Linked DNA regions of Homo sapiens: all the other regions are linked to region 1. Evidence: chromatin loops called from intact Hi-C (ENCODE). Cell type or tissue: endothelial cell of umbilical vein. All regions are shown on one strand.

The links. A loop is a pair of places that touch in the nucleus more often than their neighbours do. Peaks named below come from ENCODE experiments on the same cell type or tissue, not always from the same donor. Only the 100,000 strongest peaks of a DNase experiment are listed, where the experiment ranks them.
Region 2: it touches region 1 in a loop (14-fold over the local background); 51 of 110 quality-filtered maps call a loop at or near these places.
Region 3: it touches region 1 in a loop (7-fold over the local background); 2 of 110 quality-filtered maps call a loop at or near these places.

Annotation. Positions count from the first base shown.
Region 1 is chr11:132,123,230-132,131,229 of GRCh38, reverse strand. All of the region lies in intron 2 of NTM (neurotrimin), which reads right to left. Among named protein-coding and RNA genes, the nearest start is that of NTM-IT, 160 kb to the left of the region's middle. RefSeq lists enhancers at 4,690-4,739, 4,840-4,889, 7,238-8,000. In endothelial cell of umbilical vein, a CTCF peak has its summit at 4,064 (motif pointing right); DNase peaks (open chromatin) are centred at 4,059 and 4,789; H3K4me3 peaks cover 606 bases; H3K27ac peaks cover 557 bases.
Region 2 is chr11:131,863,959-131,871,958 of GRCh38, reverse strand. All of the region lies in intron 1 of NTM (neurotrimin), which reads right to left. Among named protein-coding and RNA genes, the nearest start is that of NTM-AS3, 29 kb to the left of the region's middle. RefSeq lists enhancers at 2,967-3,492, 3,493-4,018, 5,623-6,129. In endothelial cell of umbilical vein, a CTCF peak has its summit at 4,105 (motif pointing left); DNase peaks (open chromatin) are centred at 2,668 and 4,088; H3K27ac peaks cover 2,107 bases.
Region 3 is chr11:132,937,731-132,945,730 of GRCh38, reverse strand. OPCML (opioid binding protein/cell adhesion molecule like) reads left to right here. Exons shown (of 8, transcript NM_001012393.5): 2 at 2,721-2,805. Among named protein-coding and RNA genes, the nearest start is that of OPCML-IT1, 420 kb to the left of the region's middle. In endothelial cell of umbilical vein, a CTCF peak has its summit at 4,491 (motif pointing right); no DNase peak of the experiment used is centred here; H3K27me3 peaks cover 1,010 bases.

The DNA.
Region 1 (8,000 bases):
TGGTTACTCACACCGGGCTGCCAGAAGCATAACACGCGTGCATCTATAGCACATGTGAGCTATGCCACTAGAAGTCACAAAGCAACATTTTGTGCTCCACAAAAGCTTTCAAAATGAGAACGGAGAATGCAGCAGACATTTCATGACAATGTTTTTGTTAATTAACCAGAAAAATAATAGCTCAAACTTTCCTTGCACATGACAGCATGCAAAGCCCTTTCTCATATAATTCATATCTCACAGCATCATCATAAGAAAGTTGGAGGCAGAGACACATCTCAAATCCCAGATCTGAGGCTATGAAATGTGTGATCGTGGGCAAGTCACTTCATCACCCTGGGCCTCGGTTTCCTTTTCTGTACAGGACAATGGTAATGTCTATGCGGCCTCAGCCGTGCAGTTCTCACCGTGAGAAATCTCCCATCTTGCTCTGTGGGGATCCATGAAGAGCCTGCTGGCGGCTTAGGTCTGCTGCCGGCAACTCCATCAGACTTCCCTATTCTCTGAGGGGCAGGGCTGTTTGAAACCCCTAGCTGTTCCACTTTTGCCAAGGTGAATGGAGAGAGGAAAGGTCCAGGAGATTAGACTAGAAAGTGGTGTAGAACTGTGAAGGCAGGGATGCCAATTACTAAAATACGATACATGCAAACATGCCTTCACTTCCTATGCAAATTCTTGAGAGAAAGAAAGGTGTAAGTGCAAAGGAGCATGCTGTATTTCACCTCAGCAGAACGCAGAAGAACCAGATAGTATTAATTAGAACTTAAACGCATGAAGTAAAATTAGCAACATGATTGCTCCTCTCATTGTAATTATCACGGGAATTAAAAAAACAAGGCAGAGAATGGAAAATGCGGTACCTTCCTTTTTTTTTCCACTTGAGAGCCACATTCCATACCTCTTGATCTTATGACTTTCTCTGACTGGTGTGGTATCTCCTTGCATCTCCCTAACAAAGCTGAACCAACTCCCACTTCCGAGGCTTCACTGTCTTTCCCTCATCCCGCTACTCATCTGATTTCTAGATACGAGTGGTTTCATCTGTCAAGATGATTTCCTATTACTGGTCACCTCTGGGAATATCAGACTAGGTTCCCTTCTCCTTCTGAGAATATTTACTGTGAAAACAAATCTCCTACTCCCAAAGTCCTAACAGACTCTGGAATTGAATTCTTCTAATTAAGAATCAGATACATTTACATTTCAGCTTCATCCAAACCTGTTAAGAACATCCAGAGAGAAAGAGGAAGGCTGTAAAGTCATTGGCAGGAGTTGAGGTTGTTCTCAATAAAAAGCCTGACCAAAACTGCACAAGAAAACTCAAGAAAATGGAGGTAGGTGAAGATGAAAAAGGGGAAGAGAATTGAGGAAACAGTGGGAGAAGACAGACAGACATTTCTGGCAAAGCTCAGAATGTTGAGGCTGTATCCATTTGGTACCTCCTGTACTGTATGCTCTTCTTGGTCTTTCTAATACAGTCCTAGGAGCCCCATTTTGAAATGACTGGTGTTGGAGGACAGATATTCTGTGTGTGCACTGAAGAAAAATAATGACAAAAATCAGTTTTTATTTCCTAAGAAGTCTTCCCTTCCATGACTTTGAGGTAGAGCCCACAGGAAGCTGTAGATTAACTGAAGCTAACCTTACTTCTAGGTAGGCATGAAAAACCCACCTGAGGTCTGTCTTTAGGAATTCTGTCTTAAAATACATTTCTCCTGTCTTCAAAGCCAGAATGGGAATGCAGGGCCTAAGCTACTGGGTCAAGTTACCCAGAGTTCTGATACATCGGCTGATTGGGAACAGCAAGACCTCAACTCAGGGCTCCTGGGATCTGTTTGCTTCCCTTTGTTACCTTACTGAGGATAGTGCCAGAGACTCTGAATCAATATATGTGTGAGACACAGGAAAACTATCCCCTAAGTTGGTTCTAAACTATCACTTAGAGCATCAATAGTAACAATACGTACACAGCTGTATGCACTATACAACATTGCTCTTCCAGAAATGCAAACAGTTTTGGATACCAAGTCCCTATACAGCCACCTCCAAATTCCTCTTCTAGAATATATGACCAATAGACCCCACCCTATCCACCCTACCAACACACACACACAAACACACATCTTTTGCAAACTACACTTTTCCAGCGGCACTTTCTAAAGAGAATTGTTCACTCAATAACCTGCTGGGACTTGTGACACCAACCCATCCCAAAGAAAAATTTCTACACTGTCGATAGTGATTTCTGACCTTACCAGCCTCTTTTTTTTTTTTTTTTTTTTTTTTTTTTTTGAGATGGTGTCTCGCTCTATCGCCCAGGCTGGAGTGAAGTGGTGCAATCTCAGCTCACTGCAAACTCTGCCTCCCGGATTCATGCCATTCTCCTGCCTCAGCCTCCTGAGTAGCGGGGACTACAGGTGCCCGCCACCGCACTCGGCTAATTTTATTTTATTTTTTTATTTTTTATTATTTTTTTTTTAGTAGAGACGGGGTTTCACCGTGTTAGCCAGGATGGTCTTGATCTCCTGACCTCGTGATCCACCTGCCTCAGCCTCCCAAAGTGCTGGGATTACAGGTGTGAGCCACCATGCCCAGCCCCTTATCAGCCTCTTGTACCTGTGTGATCACCTGGCAAGTTAAGTTGGTTGGGTGAACTCCTACACCCACAACTATAACCCACTGGAAGATTCTTTGAGGCTCCTGTTTCTGCATGAAGGAGATATACATCTGGACAGCCTGGGGCCAGTCCACAAAGATCTGAGGATGGTCCCTGGAGAGGCAACATCTGATGTCCTGCTCTCTACAGTCCCCAGGCAGCCTCTAAATTCTACAGCTGAGAGAGTAAACAGGACTAGCAACAGTTGAGATGTAACATTGTGTATGCATATTCAAAAGACATTCATTATCTGTAGGACATTGTTTAGAAATTGCTCTACTATTTAATTTGTGATAAATGATTAGCAAACATGTTTATCAATGTAAAAAAAAAAACACACTCACAGAACAACTTTAATTGGATTCATATACTTTAGTGTCTGGGAAAGCTGAGAAGCAAACCATCCTATACCACTGCCATGTGCTTCTCCTCTCCAGCGTCCTGTCCCCAGCCATCTGCCCTCAGACTTCATCTACAACCCCAGACAGCCTTCTGCCAAATGTAAACTGATGGTCACAGGGAAAAGGAGAGGACATATGGATGAGAGTGCCCAAATATGAGAATATCCTTTGTCGACAAAAGCCAGAAAAGTGTAAATCTTTCAGAGAGCCAATGCCCAGGCCAGCATCCCACCTGGTTCAGTCCCTTGGATGGGGAAGGGTGGATCTAAGACAAGAGCTTGGCTCTGGGACTTGCAGGCTATAACGTTAGACACTACTAAGTCTGCCGGCATGACACTCTTTCTCCTATTAATAGCAACTTCTTCAATTTGCTCGCCCCAGAAAACAAAATGAATGAGGCTTGGCTGTGAATGTAGGGAGACTAAAGCCCAGGATGGCAATAAATCGGAGAGCAGAGTGGCAGACACTGTAATCCGCCGGAATGCCGCTCTGGCTCAAGGAAAAGAACCTCTTTGGGGAAGCAGTGGAGGGAATCAATGCCCATAAAAGCATCCGAGGCAGCAAGCCACAGCAGAAAAGATAGATACTGTTGACCAGCACATGCAGCAGATTGCTGGTTGTAAAACAAAATAGAAAGTCATTAAAAAGGTGGGCAAAGGGCACGATTGTGTGATGTGGATGTCACAGGGGACCTGTGTTATAGAGGGCTCAGGCCTCCCCATCCGTCAGAAGGTCAGCATCGCCAAGACTGCCTGGAATCCCACACTGCAGATCCCTCTCTATGCGCTCACCGCAGCAAGGTGAGAGATGGGTTAGTATTTATTGCCACTTATGTAATAGGTCTATTTGGAAACACATTCTGACTCGCTTATCAGGATATTAATACATCACAGCATATTGAGCTGTATTCATTTTGGGTTCGGGTTGCTTTAACCAAAGACTTTCCTGGGAAGCCTGCCAAGGTATGTTTTTCTGGAACGAGCTCCCTTTTCTGCCTCATTCACCACCTTTCGATCCACCAGAGGGCAGAGTCAACCCATAAGACTCAGGCTCAGGGACTTTGGGGGGCAGTTTGAAATAGGAGGAGTTTTGGGAGAACGCACCAGAAAAGCAAAGGCCTGAATAAGTTATTCATCCTGAAAGCTGGAGATGGAAATAGTTTCTGGAACTCTCAAGAAAAAAGACTGACAATAAGGCCCGAAAGAAGCAAGTTAAATAGTTCTTAATGTGCTGTGCCTCAGTTTCCCAACATTTGAAAGGAGCAGATGCTTGAATCATTTCCAACTCACCCTGTAAATTAAACCACGCTTTGCGGGTCACAGAAAACACCTCTCACAGCAAAGGAGGGGCAGCTGGCAGAGAAACAGGCTGCAAGGTCGCAGCCAGCACAAATCGGAAAAAGGCACGTTCTGGAGGCTTCTTCCCTCCTTCTCGCTTCCCTCTCCCTTTGCCTCCTGGTAGGGCTCTTTCTCCTTCCGCATTTCCATTCTTGCCCTCTTTCTCCTTTTCTTTCTTGTGCTAGTTTGGCTGCCCTCTCCAGCTCCTCTCCTCTTGGGAGAAATAAAAGTAAAACCAAAAACAACTGCTAGGGGAGAAATGACAGCAGCTGCTTCCTCCCCCTCCTCCTGCCCCCGCCATGGGAGGTGGCTGCGAAGTCCCCGCACACTGCCAGCCATGGTGAGAGCTTTGATTTCCAATCTGATCGCCTCATTTTGTCAGCCTCTGCATAACACAAACAGCTCAGCCCCCACTTATCACAGAAAAGAAGGGGGTGATGGAAGGAAAAAAAGTAGAAGGAACACCTTCCTCTCCCATAATAAATAACTGGCACAGGCATCTCCTGTCACCCTCAGCATTGTCCGTGGTGTGTGTCTCCCTACCTTGCCATTAAGAAGTAACTCACCACAGCTGGGCTGGAGAGAAACAGTATCTCCCTGCTATTGTTCACAGCGTTCTTGTGTGACAATTTCAATCCATCAGACTTTTCTTCTGCAAAGAATTGATGGACTAAGGATCCTCTGGCTCGGAGCTGTTTGTATTTCTGCACTCGTTCACACACCCAGGTGGCGAGACCCTTGCGCCCACTCAGTCTCTCCCACTCCCACATCGCGCAGGGGCGCCTGGGGACCCAAGCTGCTTATGGAAAGCGAGGCTCCACCTTTGCTGGGCTGCGCTTCTTCCTCTGCCAACAGCCCACTCATCCCCCTTGCCTGGGACCCCTGTTGATCTCTCTTACACACACACAATATACACACACACACATACAAACACATGCACGCACACACACCACATACCACAGCACACACCACATACCACAGCATACACCCAGCCACACACACACCACACACCACACATACCACACAGCACACACAGATACACAACACACAACACACATGCACCATATACCACAACACACAAAATACACGCACCACATACCACACACACATCACACACCACACACTACACACCACACTCACACCACATACCCCACTACGCACTACACATGACACACACACCACATACCACATGACACACATACCACATACACCACCAAACACCACACACATCACACACCACACACTACACACCACATACACATTCATACCCCACCACACACCACATACATCACATAGCACACACTACACACCACACACACCACATACACCACCACACCACACACGCATCACAGACACATCACACACCACACACTACACACCACATACACACTCATACCTCACCACACACCACATACATCACATAGCACACACTACATACCACATACCACATACACCACCACACACACATCATACACTACACACTACACAATCACATACCACACCACACACCACATATACCACATACCACACCACACACACACACACACACAAACACACACCAGTACATTATTTATCTTCTACTTTACACTCTAAGGGAGGGTTTGACTTAGTCTAATTCACTCAATAAAATGAAAACATCCTTTCCTGATTCACTCACTCAGTCGCCTCATCTTTGTTTGCATCCCCACTGTGAGCCCATCCGTTTGCGTTTGCTGGGACTGAGTGTAGACAGATATGCGGGCAGTGTGAGGAAGGCAGGGTGTGTCTGGGAAGGTTGTGCTCTAGAACTCAAGATGCAAATCAGGCCCACCTGTAGAACTTGCTTTACTTATTCATTTGGAGATGGATGTCATGCTGGCACCCAGGCTGAAGTGCAGTGGCACAATCATCACCCCTGCAGCCTCCAACCAGCCTCCAGAGTAGCTTAGACAACTGGCGCTAGCTACAGTACCTAGGAGTACAGAAGCTAGGACCACCAGGAGCAGCTATTTTTCTTTATGTTGTTGTTTTTTTGTTTTTGTAGAGACAGGGTCTTGTTATGTTGCTGAGGCTGACAATTTCAATCTCCTGGACTCAGGCAATCCTCCTCACTTGGCCTCCCAAAATGCTGGAATTACATGCATGAGACACCACACTCAGCCATTGTGGAGCTTTATATAAATGCCTGTACTTTATAAATTACCCAAGCAACCCCGCCCTGCGCGTGCGCGCGCACACACACACACGTACACAAAAAATATTCAGAACAATTTCCACAACTTTTTCTGATGTGCAAAACTGAGAATCATTATTGTGAGCAGCTGCTGAGTAGGATTTGGGTAGAAATGGGGAGGCAGATGGGCAACAAACCTGGACAGGTGAAGAGAAGTACTTTCGTGAAGGGCATTTTAAGTTATGTTAAGGAATCTAAGGCGCAGGTGCCAAGAGCTTCCAACAGGGCGGCACTGTGCTGGGACCTGTGTTTTGGAGCCTGTCTCTCCCTGCAGACTGAGAGCACTCACAAAACCACCAAAAGCCAGCCCAGCCACGGCTGCTGAGATCTCAGGGAGGGCAGGGCCCCAGGGGCTGGACAGGAAGGGATGGAGACAGGAGACACCGGGAAGTAGAACCCATGGCCCGATCGAAGATCCGGGGATGGGAGGGGCAATAGCAGAAAGGAAGGGGCATAGCACAATAATGACCCTGACTAACGTTTATTGATCACTGGAGTGTGCCAGGCACTATGCAAAGCACTTTACTCAGATCATGTTATGTGAGCCACACGGCCACTCTGTGTGGTAGTAAACAAAAATATCTCCACTTTACCTGCAAGGGAACTGAAACTTAATAAATTGCCTCGGGTCACAAAGCTACTAAATTACAAAGCAGGCACTGGATCCTACTGACGGTCTCCAGGAGACGGACACTCTAAGGCAAGGTACAACTCTGCCTCGTGGTTTCTGTCCTGAGAAAGTGGGATGGGATGGGTGCAGAGTCCTAAGGAATGGAATCTGGGGGAAGGCTGTGCACACGTAGGAACCTAACTCTTGGTCAGTAACCGGCACATGCGTGGTTCTCTAATGGACTCTCCTGGGCTGGTCCTGTTTGCCTGCCCAGGCTGTTGATGCCTTTAGCACACGGTCCATTCTGCTGTGCCTCAGAGGAGCTATTGCCAGCTGGTCTCACGGCAGGTACTCAGGCACCTGTTGGCTGGCTCATCAAATGCGCATATAGCATTGTGTATGGGAAGGACCAGTGGCAGGGGATTTCCCTAGCTCTCGCCGAAAACAGAACGGCCATAGGCCCATCCACATTGCTACCCTTGGCTTCCTGGTACTCAAAGCTTGGATCAGCTTCCTCTGTCGTTCTATGCAATGGACCACACAGACATGCCATAACTGACACTGTTATTAATTGTTGGTCTCCTAGTGAGGCTTCCAGAGACATGGTTGTGTTTAGAAAAGATGGCAGATTTGCCTCCATGAATACCTTTCTGTAGAAAGCACGTAGGTTTACCTCCCCCTTCACCTACGAGAGAGCCTCTCTTCTAACTACCCCTTCTCCCCACACTGCCCCCTGTGCCTTTCCAGTCCCTTCTCTGTCCTTGCCATGGACAGTGCATTTTAC
Region 2 (8,000 bases), 260 kb after region 1:
AGATACTGACACATTCCTCCAAATTTTAGGACTGAAATTGGCTGAAGCTCTTTATTCTTCATAGGGAGAAACTGCAGGAGCTGCAGGGAAACAAGGAAGAGAAGACACAGTACCTGATGACAAAGGAAAGACCTAGGGGACCAACAGTGGCAAATGCAGAAAGAAAAGGAAGAAAGACTTCCCCAGGGAGCCCAGGGCAGGGTGGCCTACAGGAGCCACAAAGCATGATGAGTCTCTAGAGGGGAGGGAGAGAGGAGCAGCTAACAGGTGCAATCCTCTCTCCATGCATCTCCTTGGATTAACAGGGAGAGAACAAGCCCATAAATGCAAAGTATTCATATTGATAAACTATTTGTGTAAGCTTATAGAAATCAATTAATAAACATAGAAGAGGCAACAATGCATAAACAATGTTTGATCGCTAATAGCTATAGTTGTATCATCATAGTATAAACCACACTATAATAACATTCAGTCATGCTGTGTCTGCCTGCCTGTGATACCTCCACTTCCTCAGAAGTCACTCATTGCCTCAGTAGCTTTATTTATTTACTCATGATTTATATTCCACCTACTTGGAAAAAGGGTCTGAGACAGCTTGTGATGTTAAAATATATATGAAGCAGAATAGCTACAAATGAAAATAGGAACACAAAGTTAAAATGAACAAGGAAAGAAATGTATCCAGCACCACCTGGGCTGGGCGACTGAGCACCACTGAGCACTAAATTTAACTCTGAGCTGCCAAGACTCAGAGGGACAACGTATGTTGGTTTTCATGTTCTCCCTGATTAAAACACAAGCATACCCACTCACATGATCACACAAACTCTTTCTTGGTAGTGTTTTGCATGTGCAGCAACAGATAATAAACTCACAATAGATTCAGCTACAGTCTCATAAAAATGTAATGGTGCTTTCAGATGAGCTTTCTCACATTTGTTCCTTCTGTATGGCAGCTTGTAGATTCTGTATTTAGGTTAGGTCAGGTCCTTAAATAGACCCAATCTTACCACCTTCTTTCTGCTACACCTACTATAGCAGGTCTGAAATAGGACTATTTTTTAAAAGACGCATTTGAGTCTTCATCTCAAATATGTTGCATTTTAGGGGAGGTGGGGAGACCGAAGATAAGCTTTTTTTGAAAATTAAGTATTGGGTAGTACATGTGGGTTATTTCTTAGGCTCATTTCTGATTGAGAAATGCTGTGTCCTGTGCTAAAAGGGTTTTATTTCAATCATTTTCTCTCTGAGAATTGGCTTCTAAATTTTGCAAGTTGTTGTCTTTTTATCAGCACTTTCTCCCCCTTAAGATTCAAGGGAATAGAATTCCTTGAACCTCAGAAAAGGTAGGGAGGGGTGAGAGAAGCTGCTCAGAGCTACAAAGGGGCACTGCTTAAAGAGGAGGGCCCTCGCTGGCTCACAGCCTGGAATCCAACCTTAGGCTAGGCTAAGCTCCAGACATATGACCAGGCTGGGGCACCCATCAGGCGGGACAAGGGCTGCCAAGCTTTCTACTCAGAGGAAAGAGACCATCATTCAGAGAGCACCCAATATTCAACCAGGAGCCATTGCTAGGCATTGCACACATACAACTTCAGTTAGTGTGCTATTTCATTTGCAATAGTATTATTATCCCATTTTGTTAATAAAGAAACCACTGCTCTGAAAATTAAAGTAGCTTTCCCAAGATCATGTAAGTAAATGGTAAAACCAGGATTCATTTCAGCTGTCTCTAAATCCAAAGCCCATCCACTTTCTTTCTACTGTGACTTCAGCATGGAACTATTTTTCCTTCCCCTAAGCTTTTGCCTTCACAAGAGTGCATGAAAATGGACTCGATAAAAGCAAAGACTCGAGCCAGAATTCCCAGGCTTCTATCCCAGCTTCACCTCCTGAAGGTGAGGGCCATTCATCAAGTTACTTAAACTTCCTGTGTCTGTTTTCCATCTTGTAAAATTAGCGTCTGCTCTGTACAGCTGAGGTGTGAATGAAATAAGATGACTTTTGCATAGCACATGGTCTGTGATCAGTAAATATCGGCTGACTTAAAGCTGTACCAACAGTGAAGTCCTTAAGGCATAGGAAAGGTGAGTGAGAGCCGTGCTCACAGAGCAGTAACTGTTCAGAGCTGGATGGGCCAGGCTCTAACCTTAAGATTTGCTTCCATTTCAATGGGAATTCCAGGAGCTATCTTAGATGAGGAAGGACAAGGGACAAGGAAGAAAGCATGGGACAGTGGCACCTGGGCCTGAGATCTACAATTAAATTAAATTTTCTGAATTATCACTGAAGTTTCCTTCTGTTTCTAAAAGTCTATCATCCTCCTAAGAATAAAATAAAATGAGAGCATAAATTTTTAGAAATAGCAGTTGGAAGGCTACAAGCTGGCATCGACTAAGCCATCTGAAATAATTTTAAATTTTACTTGGGACAAAAGATGAGCAAGGACAGGATGAGCCAATTTCTCGGGAAGCCAGTGAAATGTTAACAGATGCCGGAGACAGTAGAACTTCTTCACTCTTATATTGCTTCCACATCTACCCCGAAGGAGAGTGGGGAAGTCTTCAAGCTACGAAAGGTAGAAGGAGTTGTTGTAAATCACACAATGACTGGCAGGGCCGGAAAGGACTCCTCCTCTGAAACAATGGTTTTCCAACAAGTCATAGCGCGTAGGCGGGGAGAAGCAGCTATGAGTTTGCGCCTGTTCCCTCTTCCAGTCATCAAGGAAGGGAGAGGGCCCGGGAGATAAACTTGCCTGACGCTAGGGGATAGCACACACATTAAAAAAAGTGAAATCTACTAATTTTTACTCATGTTCTCAATTGAGAGTTGAGGATACTGAAGGCACATTGCGGGGGGCTGGGGGGTGATTGCACGTGGTCATGCTGTCTGTCAGTGGGAAAGACTGAGCTGAGGAAACCACCATAAACCACGTCAAATGCAGGCTGAGCTGGGAAAAATGTATGTAAGGTCAAATACTTGTATTCATTTGCCCACAAAACTTTATTGAGTTCCTATATGCAACAGTAGTGGGAAAACAAAGTGGTGAGTCTCTTCAAGACAGAGGGATGGGATGTGAATACAGATAATCACAGTGAAAGGCCCAGGTTACAGCAGAGGGGTCAAGAGGAAGTGCCTGGAGAGATCAGAGCAGGAAATAGATCTTTCTTGCTGATGTCATCAGGACAGCCTTATAGGGAAGGTAGCATGTGAAGGGGAGATTTGAGGAGTCATTTGGAAATAAAATACGACGAGGACAAATTGAAAAAGAAAACAATAACAAAGGTAGAGTGACACAGAGCTCAGGGTGTGCACGGACATCGCAAGAAACTCAGTTTGGCTCTCGAAGAGGGAGGGCAAAAGAGGTGACCCAGTGTGAGGCTGGAAAGGTGTGTCATTTCCAGATTGGAGCCAGGCTACAGCCGGGTTTGATTCTGCAGCTGCTGGCAGTGGCGGCCCACTGAAGGGTCTGCACAGAGCCCGACACAATCAGAGCTGGGCTGGAAGGTTAACCTTGTGGTGGTGTGGAGAGGGCCGGAGTGCGGAAAGCCCACAGGCAGGGAGGCCAGTTAGGAGACCATTGAATGAGCTCAGGTGGGAGGTGATCAAAGACTGTACTGGACAGGAAGGAAAAAGAGGTAGGAGGGAGGTTTTGATACGAAAGACTGGGACAAAAAAGGGTGGGTGGCTGCGGGGCTTGGACAGAGTGAGGGCGAGGAAACAAAAACGCCAGAGAATTCAGCTCCTTTTTTTCTCATCTGTAAAGCAAAAGGATGCCTTGGATTCTTTAAGGTTTATCCAGACTTTAAAATTCTAATTCTAAACTGGCTACAGGGGGACCCTTATCTCCCAATCACACACTGAAATAAAGCAAGGTACGATGTATTTAGTTTCCACCTGCAATTCAATCAGCAAGTCAAAACAATACTGGCTTCGTAGTGAAGAAGCAAGACTCCAGGGTGTGTTTGGGGTTTCCTCTCTCTCCATGCAGATAGCTCTTCCACTCAACATGGTCATTCTTTCTGAGGTCTCCAGCAAACCAAAACAGCTGGCAGTTCAGCCTGGCCTCCCGCAAAACTGTACCTTCAGCTCCATCTGCTGGTGGTGGGGTTCCGTGGCCTGTGCTTGTGTGTAAACCAAGTCCTCATTTTGTGCCCCAACACCCTCTCTGCAAATCTCATGCCCGCATCATACACACAGGCATATACATACACACAGACACATTTACACACACAGACACCCAGACCTAGACTCCTACAGACACACAGACATACATATGAAGAAATGCACACATGGTTATACATACAGATACACAGACATAAACACAGACACACACATGCATACATACACACACAGGTATGTGTACACACACATACACACAGGCAGACACACACAGACACCCAAACACGCACACACACAGATACACTTACACAATACACACGTGTACACACGCTCACAGATAAACAGGTAGACACACACTCAGACACACACAGACACACACACACATACACATATGGTTATTCACACTGATACACACAGACGTAAACACACATACAGACACACACGGTCACACACACACCCCCAGACACACAGACAAACATACAGGCAGACCTCTCCATCCGCACGCACACAGCGTTTTCCTCCTTGCTGCAACCTCTCCACTCCAGCCTTTGCGGATCCTTCCAACTTCCCCACTGCGTTTAGGCATCCCTGAGACCTGCTCTCTGGCAGGCTGGATGTGTAAGTGGGACCACATTCTTTCCCGAGCCCTGCACAAAGCGTAAATAGCAGATGGGTAGGACTGCAGTCTTTGAGAAGACACACAGTTGGACACCTGAAAAGCTAATTTCCTGGCTAATTTACTTTTGGGCTGCTAATTGATCCTGCGATTGCACCCTGTCCTCCCCTCCCCTAGTCCAAGAGGCCCAGAAGGAAAGGGAGTGCCCCCTTCCCCCACCTCCTCCCTGTTCTCCATCTTGGCTGCCGCGCACTGTCCTTGCTGTCATTCCACGGGAACTGGGAAGACACCTGGTTCCTCCAAAAACATTTCCTATTAATCTACTTTCCCTGAAGATATCAGTTTGTCTAAAGAATCCTAGGTTCAAACAGATTTTATTTTTAAGCCAAAAAAAATCACGACATTGTAGTGAAATCGCCACTTTTTTTTAAGAAAAATGCCATTCCCAGTCACATCTCTTAATAGCTGCCTCCTGGTGGCAGCCTAAATGATGAATCCACCAACCTGTTTAAAATGTAAGGGAGGTGATTTCAAAAATAATCCGAGGGTGTTTCTGACTGCAAATGCAAATTCCTTTGTCAGCAGTCTTGGGCGCCATGGAGGGCGCAGGTATTTTTAGTCCATATAGATTTGCAGGGGAGGGGGAGACACACAGTTCACCCACTAAATTAATGTGAGGTGGGTCTTAGTTTTGCATACTCATTCCTTTGGGATTTGGAGCTCTGAAGGCATGGCCAACCTGGCCCTACGGAGGAGTCAGGGCAGGTCCCCGTGCCTAAGGCCTGCCCTTGGGTTTGTTCCAGGCTTCTGGCCCCAAGGAGCTGGGACTGAGAAATAGGCCTCGGGCTGCAAAACACAGCCAGCAACCTGCAGATGCCATTGAGGGGGACAGCCCCACCCCCACAGGCAATCTTTGCTTTGTTTTTTATTTATTCCCATGTAAATTTGGGACAAGGCTGAATGGAAAAAGAAGGGTGAAAAGGAAGCACCTGCCAACGCATGCATGTGTGTGTGCAGCATGAGGGTGTGAACAGCATGTGGTGTGTGTGCTGTGTGTGTGCACCGTGTGTGTGCGGCATGCATGTGTATGTGAGGCATGTGTGTGCAGCATGTGTGTGTGTGTGCATGTAGCATGTGTGAGAGTGTGTGGGGTGTGTGTGTAGTGTGTGTGTAGCATGTGTGTATGTAGCATGTGTGAGAGTGTGGCATGTGTGTATGTAGCATGTGTGAGAGTGTGTGGGAGGTGTATGTGTAGCATGTGTGTATGTAGCATGTGTGAGTGTGGGAGGTGTGTGTGTAGCATGTGTGTATGTAGCATGTGTGAATGTGGGAGGTGTGTGTGTAGCATGTGTGTATGTAGCATGTGTGAGTGTGGGAGGTGTGTGTGTAGCATGTGTGTATGTAGCATGTGTGAGTGTGGGAGGTGTGTGTGTAGCATGTGTGTATGTAGCATGTGTGTGTAGCTTGTGTGTGTGCAACGTGTGAGAGCAGGTGGGGTGTGTCAGTGTGTGGGGTGTCTGTGTTTTTGGTGTGTATGTGAGTGTGTGTGTAGTGTGTACCTGTGTGTGTGCACCTGTGAGCATAAGAGGGTTGAGCAGGGTGTGAGGGCAGGGAGCCTGCCCCACTAGGCCAGGCTAAGCACGTGCATGCAACTGTACTAAGAATCTGCTAGCATTGTTCTGTTTGCTTGTTTTGGGTTTTGATTTTTAAACCAGCTATCAAGTGCAGAGCACAAGGGAATTGTTAGGCTGGGTGAGCACAATACAGTGATTGCCTTTGGAATAGCTCCGGTGGTAACCAATCACATAGTTCATATAAATACAACACATTCAGGGGTCTTCTGGACACTCCCAACTTCACACATTGATTTATATTATGCTCACAAGCACATTGTTACCTGGCAAACTGTATACTCTGAATTTTGTCTTGGTGTGACATAGTAAAACAGGCTTTGGGATCCAACAGAAGGGGCTTGAGTGTTGGCTTTTGCCATTTGTCAGCCATGTGATCAGGGGTAGGCTACTCGATCTTTCTAAGCCTCAGCATTCTTATCTGTAAATGGGGATACTAATACCTGCCTTTGGGGACTTGTACATTGTCTCAGGGTAGAGCGCATGATACAGCCCAGAAAATGAAGCATGTGCTCATCTAACAAAGACTGGGCAACTTGAGGCAGGTTCCAGAACATGGAACACCCACACAGAATGGTGCTGGAGGTGGGAGACCCACTGGGCCGGTGCGGGAGAGGTTGCCAAGCTTTCCTCTTTCCCAAGCTCAGGCCCTGCTGGCTCAGTCGACTGTCAGTTGTCTAAGCCCAGAAACATTACAGGGCAGAACTGGGAAAGAATCATGGACATTAAAAAGGGCAGATATCAGCTCAACATTAGGAGAGACATTCTGAATATGAGAACTGTCCAAAATGGACCAGGAGGTAACAAGCTCCCTCTCACCAGTTGTGTTCAAACAATGCCAGGAAATCCTGGTCAGAGGTGGCACATAGGGAAACTCTTTCATGCAGTAGAAGGTCCGACTATATCAAAACCAAAATCGAACATTCCCTCAATGCTAACAGTCTTTGTTTCTGTGAAAAAGAAAGAGGGTATTGCTACTCTTATTCTCCCTTGAAACCTAACACTCTAGAAGTCCCTGGTCCCTGCTGGAGGCAAAGAAATAATAGGAAACCTCCAGGGTTTCAGAGCCTTGCACTGGGACCATTAAGCAATCCATTTACAGCAAGAGGGAGAGTGAGCCTGAGAGTCAGGTTTAAAATGATAATTAGCCTTTGTGATAGTCTTAATTGAAACCAGTCAGTCCAGCGGGAGGAGTTCCTGGACCAATCCTGCCTATTAGGCTCTCCAGCAGCAGGAGAATCCTGCTGTCACATGACAAGCTCCAGGGACTGACCAGAAGCCCGCATTAAGCAAAGGAGTCGCTCCACACTCTTTCCTTCCTGATGGATCCTGCCCTGATGGATTTGTTTCGTCTTTCGTTGGATTGCTTTTCTCCCCTGCCCCTTTTCTTGTCTAAATCTTTACATTTCAAGAGGATATATAACATCCTAAATTAGATAGTCCTTCTATTTCTTGTCTTCAGGGTAATTGTGTGATTGACTGATCTAACTCCCTGCCTCTCACTTCTCTTCCTTCCTTCCCTCCTTTCCTCCCTGACCCCCGACTTCTTATGCTGGGCACTCCATGCATTCCATTTCTTATTCTGCCAACACTCCATTTCTACAAGGAAATTCATCAGGTGCACTTTT
Region 3 (8,000 bases), 810 kb before region 1:
TGTACAACGTGTTTGTGTTTTAAGCTAATGTTATCATGCAACAGTCAAAAAGTTAAAATAATTCAAAGTGTATAAAGTTAAAAAGTTACAGTAGGCTAAAGTTATTATTGAAGAAAGAAAAATATGTTTTGATAAATTTAGGGTAGCCTAATTATATAGTGTTTATGAAGACTACGGTGGTGTGCAGTAATGTCCTAGGCCTCCATTCCCCACCCGCTCACTGACTCACCCAGAGCAACTTCCAGTTCTGCAAGCTCCGTCTGCGGCAAATGTCCTGTACAGATGTACCATTTTTTAATCTTTTGTACCATATTTTTATTGCACATTTTCTGTGTTTAGATACACAAATCCTTACTATTGTGTTACAATTGCCTGTAGTATTCAGTACAGTAGCATGCTGTACAGGCTTGCAGCCAAGGAGCAATAGGCTCTACCATACAGCCTAGGTGTGTAGTAGGCTGTGTCATCTAGGTTTATGGAAGTACACACTAGGATAGTCACACAATGACAAAATCTCCTAAAGACAGTTCTCAGATTGTATCCCCCTCCATAAGCAGCATATGACTATATATGTTTCACTATAGCTGATATAATTAGTGATAAGTATTCTCCCTTCTAGGTAAGATGCTCTAATTAAAAATTTTAGACCTACACATATATGTGGGCTAACCCTTTTAGAATGGGGAATGGGGCAGTATTTATTTGTGCTCCTTCTCTCAGAACTGAAAGCAAGTAGTATGCCTTTGTATCCTTCAGCAACTAAAGTAATAAACGATAAGAGCTTAATGCTTATTTTTGAATTAAATTTCATTTTGCCAATTGTGCAGAGCCCAGTCTAATTTAACAAAAGGCTCTGAGAGAAAATACAGTAGAGCAGATGCACATAGCAACCATTAAATTAGAATACAACGGGGAGGCTTCTGCCAGGGGAGCGGAGAGGGCCTCCCGAGGGGCCCAAGGGAAGCGGAGCTCTGGGGTTTAGAGCAGAAAGAGACAAATCCGAGACCAAAGAAAGGGGGAGGCTGGCTTCCAAAAGCACCCCAGTCACCTCCCAGCACCACTGCGGCGCCGCTTCCTGTGAGGGGTTTTAGGAGGATCAGTCCTACTACTTTTTAGGATCTGGTGTGTTTTTCCCAGCCCTTGCTTTTTACCACGATAAGGTGTAGGACAGGGACAATGTTGCATGCTGTGTTTTAAGGAGAAATTGAGATTTGCCACTTTGGGGACAGGCGTCCAGTGGAGGGGCACGGGCGTTTCCGAGGTGGGTCCTCGGAGGTGGGTGCACTCCACCTCTGCGCGGGCCCAGGACAGCGCGCCGTCAGGGCTGGACTTGGCTGGGCGGGGAGCCGTTCGCAGCGCGATGGACACGCACACCGGTGCCCCATCTGGCGTGGGCAGGGTAGTTCAGCTCTCCAGGGCGGGGTTTGTCAACTTCTGCGCTGGCATCGGCGAGGGAAGGTGCCAGTGTCAGTTTTCAGTTTGCTGCTTTCCCCAGAACTCCCTCTCCCGCCCTCCCCTCTCCCTCCCCGCTCCCCCCACCCCGCCCCTCTGTAGGGGAAGCCGCTGCGAGGGGCGCCGCGTTCTCTCCGCTGGCGCGGGTGTCGGGACGGAGCGAAGTGGGCGCGGTGCGGGCTCATCCCCGCAGGCATCCCCAGCCCGGTGGGCGCGGCGGAGGTTAAGGTGGGCGCCCGCCCGTCGGGATGAGCGCGCAGTCCGCGCCGCCCGCCAGCCCGCTCGCTCCGAGGCGGCACCGGGAGAAAGTGGCGGTCAGGGATGGAGCTGCTGCCATGACAACCCCGGCGGTCCGGGCCCGCGCGCGTCGGGGCTGCTCCCGGGAGGAAGGCGGCGCGGAGGCCGGGGGCGGCCGCTGAGCGTGGCGTCCGCGCGTCCCCGCGTCTCGTGCCGCGTCCCCGGAGGAGGCGGGGGCCGCCGTCCGCCCAGCTCCCCGTGCGCCCGGAGCCTGCGCCGGGCGGCGCTCCCCCGGCTGGCCGCGAGTCGCCGACCGGGCTGCAGAGGACGGCCACCGACCGGACGACCCTGGCTGCGCCGGCTGCGCGTCCCCGCCTTGGAACTTTTTGCCGCCTTGGGGTTCCAGATGCGAGACCTGGGGCTGGGGGACACGTACATCTGTCCATGTGTGTGATCTAATAAACCATTTCCTCCTCTCCTTGAAGCCGCAGCTTTTTATGACAGCTCCTGTATGTCAGAGACACTTGCCTTCTTCTTTGGGTTATAAACTTTTGATGCCAGAGCTCTGCAGAACGTGCCCAACTGAATCTTAAAGTAGCGTCTCGAAGAGAGAGGCAGAGAAAGCGCAATCTGTGACCTTCATCCCCGCACCTTGCTTCTTCCTCTCCCCTCCTGGCCGCCTCCCTCCTCCCCAGGGGAGCGTCAAGAAAGCTCTTTTTGGATGCAGGAGGGGGCATCTGGTTCTGCTAGGCTGGAAAGCTGAGGCAGGATCTGAGGAAGAATTCTCAGACTCCGGAGAGCCCGGACTCCTCTCTTCTCCTTCCCCCTGCTCCTGGCGAACTCTGCCCCTTCCCTCCTCCCCGCACCGCTTCCCGAGCCCGCTGGTGCGCGGGGCGGGGGACCAGGACTGTGCGGCTGCCGGAGTCCTGGGAAGTTGTGGCTGTCGAGAATGGGGGTCTGTGGGTACCTGTTCCTGCCCTGGAAGTGCCTCGTGGTCGTGTCTCTCAGGCTGCTGTTCCTTGTACCCACAGGAGTGCCCGTGCGCAGCGGAGATGCCACCTTCCCCAAAGCTATGGACAACGTGACGGTCCGGCAGGGGGAGAGCGCCACCCTCAGGTAGGGAGCTGTCCTTCCGCGGGGGCCGAGCCCCTGGGCTGTGGTCGCTGGGGAGAGGAGGGAAGAGGGGGCAGAAGGCTCCATGGGGGACCGGAACGCGAGTGGGCCTTGTGCAGGCCCGAGGGGCGCCCGCTTGCGTGCTGCCGTGCCGACTGCCGTGCCCCTGGACAGGTTTGTCCTGTGCTCCGGCTATGCTGGTCCAGGATCTTATGCGTGAACCTTGAAGTCCACGTGTGGGACTCCATGGTTCTTTGAAGCCACGACAGGCTAGATTCTCTCCTGCTTGGGCACCGTGATGAGAACATGAGTGCATGGGTTTGAAACACTGGGGGGCTAGCCTGAGCCCCTTGGATGGCTGTCACAGGCCAGAAGGTACATGATGAGGCAGGATCGTCCTCAGGACCACCAGGCTAGCCCTTATCAGAGATGCACCTCAAATGTGAGGCTGTGGAATTACCAGTGTCAGCCCACGGCCTGTTATGAGTCTCCTCAAGACCCAGCACTCGTGCCAAACCTGGTGTAGTGCTCCTAGGGTCCCTATTGTAAATTATGACAGCAGTTTTATTTTTGCAGACTGGGTCCAAGGAAAGGAAACATGTAGCTTTTATGCAACAACATCACTTCTGTGTGAAAAGCACAATAGGAGAGCTTTTTGTTTTACCTTAATGAGTTACAGAGAATCACTTGCATGCTCCAGGCAGAGAGGTGGAGAATCTTGGAATATGAACCTTTGGGGACTGGACTTGCTGCAGCAGATACTTTAATAAAAATGCAGCCACCACTTTCCACCAGCTCAGCAGATATCATCTTTTATCCCTTTAATGAGGCAGTTCTGGTCCTAGGAGACAGATTCAGGGACGTCCCAGCTTAACTATGTCTCACAATGTACACAGGGCGAATGCATTTGCCCTGCCTATGACTTTGATGGTTATGGTGACAATAAAACATCCTGACCCAGATTCTGCAGCCAAAATGCCTGGCTTCCCCTAGGACAGTGTGACGGTGGGGGTTCTTCCTGTTCCTCCCTTGGCTTTTCTGGTGGAACCTTTCCTGCATCTAGACAAGCCTCTCCCTGGAGGAGGAAAGACCTGTCTCTGGGACACCAGAATTCTTTTTCTAAGCCCAAGGGTGAAGATTGGATTCTGCCACTTTGGGTGATACTTAGCTGGATCTTCTTTTTAGTTAGAGAACAGGTCCCAGAATCCTGTGTGCTGTTTCTCAGAAGCCCAAAGCAAATGGAGAAAAAAGGAGAATAGAGAGGCCCTTCCTGGAGATGTGAAGGAAAAGTCCTCCTGGCCATGTGGGTACCACTCAGCCTGCCCCAGACTAGAATGTAATATCCCTACTTCATTGCTTCAAAGAAGGTCCCATGAGGAATCAGGGAACATTTCCCAATACGCATTTGCAGTGAGCTAGTTGGCTTAAAGATATAAGCAGCACACGGGTTATAATACATGTTAACCAAGAAAATGTCAGTAAATATTACCAGTGTTCAGGGATGTTGATGCTGCCACACACCTCTTTACCATCTAATGTGCCACTGGGGGCAAAGAGGTCTAGCATTGAATAGGATCTCAGTCGTGAATTTTCCAGAATCCTCTGTCCTCTTCCTGTCCCTCAAAATTAAACCAGAAACTTCAAAACTTGAGCTTTCTGCTTTCTGAGATGCAGTAAGACTATTCCACCAGCAGAGGGCCAGCTTCCATCTACCAATTTTTTATTAGCTGTTGGCCTGTTTTCATGATCTTCAATTCTAATGTTGAGCAGCTGGGCTTGGGAATGGGAATGGGAATAAAAAAAGAAAAGCTGAATAGTTGCTTTTTGTTCTTTGCAGAAAAAAAGAACAACTTACATGTTCTAGCATAACTGTTATCTGTTATCTGATTGCATGGCGTAATTTTTTTTTTTTAAGTAAGCACATGTATCATGTTGATTTTGCGTCTCTTCTATACATTTACCCCAGAATAGGGAAATTCAGCACGTTATCTACATTTTAATCTCTTTAAATCCTCATTCTCTTAGCTCATGTCATCTTCTCTTTTATTATTTTCTTCCTTCATTTTTATCAGATGCTCCCATAATGTATACTTTCGTCTATTACTCATTATTTTCTTTCTTTTTTGTCTTTATCACTTAAGTCTTCTTATTCCTTGATTTTTTAAGGTTTTGATTTCACTGCTACCACAGTGTTTCCTAAAAGAAAATAAACATCTTCTGCAAATTTCTGTGTGTCCCCATCTCTCTCCTTTTGTTTTCACTCTTTTGCTGTATTGGTGAAGAGTTCTGTTCCCATCTTAACAAACAACTGATTTGTCAGTACTCTGAGGGAGAGTCCATGTTTTCAGTTTCTAGAAGCCCATGGCTTCAACCCCAGATAAATATACCATGTTTTATTTGGTGGTGTTTTTTGCTGTATAAGCTGTAATTCTTAAGTGTGGTTTCTTACTCTTTTGCCTCCTTAAAGACATTCATTAGGGATTCATTACCTGGGAACTGAGTGTTCCAAGCGCATCACATGTTTAGATTGCACCAAAAAACACTGAATGATACCCATGCCCATCACACGAAAGCTCTTTTAATGTGGTTGTCCTGGGTCAAACTATCTCGAATCTGTTTCTAAATCTTGAATGAAGTCCCATAAGGAGGCCAGAGACCTACTAGGAAAAGCAAAGGAGTCACGAAACCTGGGCCTGCCTTTCACTTTCCCAGTGAAAAACTGCACAGCTCAGAGAAGAGTGATTTTCCTCCTTTGGGATATCAGTTTTGTTGTGACAGGTCTTTGATTGCTCTGAGGGACATTAGGAAGTGCTGTGCCAAAGAAGACACTGAAGCTTTGAACGTGGATGAAACTCGTTTTCTGTAAGTGAGGCAATATTATCCTCCTCATAACTACTTCATAGGGTTACTTGAAAAGCAAAAATAATTATTTGAATATTGAGTTATTTTGCCCTCTTGGAAGAGAGATGATATGGAAAATGAAGGTGCTCTTCACTATGGTTGAATTATAGCTTCCATGAATCTGATTTGAATTCATTATTACAAATGGGCCCTCTTGGCCAGAATCACTTCATTACAATTATCTGCTGTTGGGTTGAAAATGTTCTGTGGCTCTGCATTAGATTAGATATGACAAGAATCCAGAAGTCATGTGTCTGAATCAATGCCCACATCAGGAAAGGAGCCCAGGATGTTCAGTGTGGTCAGCTGGTGTCTATTAAGCCATCTCAGCAGAATGGATGATGGCCAGTTGTGCTTTCTTCACAGGCCTCAATCTCCTCAAAGTTTGCTTGAGTTCTTCTGTGGGTCCACATCATCTGTGTACATGAACATTTTGAGGGGCTGCGGTGAGATGGAGGCAAGGTGGTGGTTGTAACTGTTCCACTCAACGGGAAAAGTTCCCACCAACATACTGGATTTTCTTTCTGGTTTGCTTTTGTTTTGGTGTTTTGTGTTTTTTATTTCAACAGCAGGATAATCAGTTTTGTTGATCCAGGCTTGCTGATCTGGGATTATGCTTAATGGCTCTTTTCTAAAATGTCCCTGCATTTTCATTTGGAGTTCTGAGCTAATCCATTCAAAACCAAGTATTTGAGGTTTAACTACTGCCAAGGAATAATCTGAGCAGTGGGGATTTTGCCAAAGCAACCTGGGCAGTAGAGTTTCCAAAGCTAAAGTTCTGTTGTTTGCCTGGGTGTGTTTCTGTACTTTGCACCTACCTTCAGCTCCTTCTTATGTAAATTAAAAGATTTTGAGTAGCCATTAGACTATTCAAAACAAATGCATTATTTTTCCATTTCAGTGTTTCAGTTGTCCAAGCTGAATAAGAACTGGGTAAATGCAAAGACTTTACTCCTAGTCTGGGAAGACAAAGACATTAAAAGACACTCAAGCAGGGACAGGTCCATAAAGGACCTCTCCAGTGGTGGCACTAACCTGGTTGGAGTTATCTGGGATGCTTTTTAGAAATTCCATTTCCAGTCTCCCAGATTGATGATGTCAAAATTCCTGGGTTTGGGGATGGACGTGGCCATTGAAAACATCTTTTCCAGTATTTCTAATGTGGAGCCAGGATTGAGAACACTGCTCTAAAGCCCTTTCTGGCCCTAGAGCCTCTGAGCAAGGCTTATCCAGCGTCCCTGCTTTCCAAGGAAGCATCTTCCCCATGGGTGCCTGCACCTCATGGGCAATGTTAATGCCCTAGAAAGCTCTGTGTCTGGGGGCCTAGGCACCTGGGGTTGATTCTTACTCTACCTCTCACTAACTCCACGGCCTTGAGCACTTTCAGTTGAATTGTGTACATACAGGAACAATATCTATTATAACTGGTCTGCATTATCAGAGGAAAGGAAGTATATGGGTTGTTCTGTGAGCCATAAAGCAACATATGTGTGCAAGTTATTACTGGTACTAAGTTGAACTCCTCAATAACAACTGACAATACTCACACATTTTTTTCAGTTTTGTCTGCTCCATCTCGTTCTTCCTCTATCCCCACACTTATACACAGCTTTAAAGTATATTTGTTTTTTCACAGTTCCACCCAGAATTCTTTCTGCTTGTCAAGAATTGCCCTCATGAGAGTTCCAGTAACTCTTGCTGCTAACACTGTTCTAACAGATCCACACTAGGACCTGTTATTTTTTCATGTGTGGTTATGGTTAGTCTGGGGGCTCCTGGAGCTTAGGAGCTGTGCTTTATGTGTTGACTATAGATACTGTGGTGGATACTAAAGATTACAACAAATAAGTATTGGTTTAATGCTTTAATCCATCTTAATGGGAAACAACCACTTCTAGTGTATTATTGCCTCTACAGCAATGAAACCCTTATATCTAAACAATTTTATTGTCTTCAAAATATGATCCTGGGATATTCAGGCACAGCAGTTGGTTAGCGGTCTTGGAGGCCTGAGGGACTTTTGGATTCCACTCAAATCACTTGCCAGAGGGGACAGTTGAATCCACCAATGATGGCAGTCTGATCCAAACTATGCAAAGTCTTCACTATCCCTGAGGTCAAGAAAACAAGCAGAGTGGCAGAGTGAAGAGCAGTAGTACTAGTGCTTTTTAGAAGCAGTAGAGGAGCACATTTGGAAAGCATACCTGTCTCTGCAGAGATTTGCCTTGTGGGCCCAAGGAGATACACAATGCAGGGAGGCAGCAAGAATGTTGGCATGTCCTGGGTTGGGTCATGGC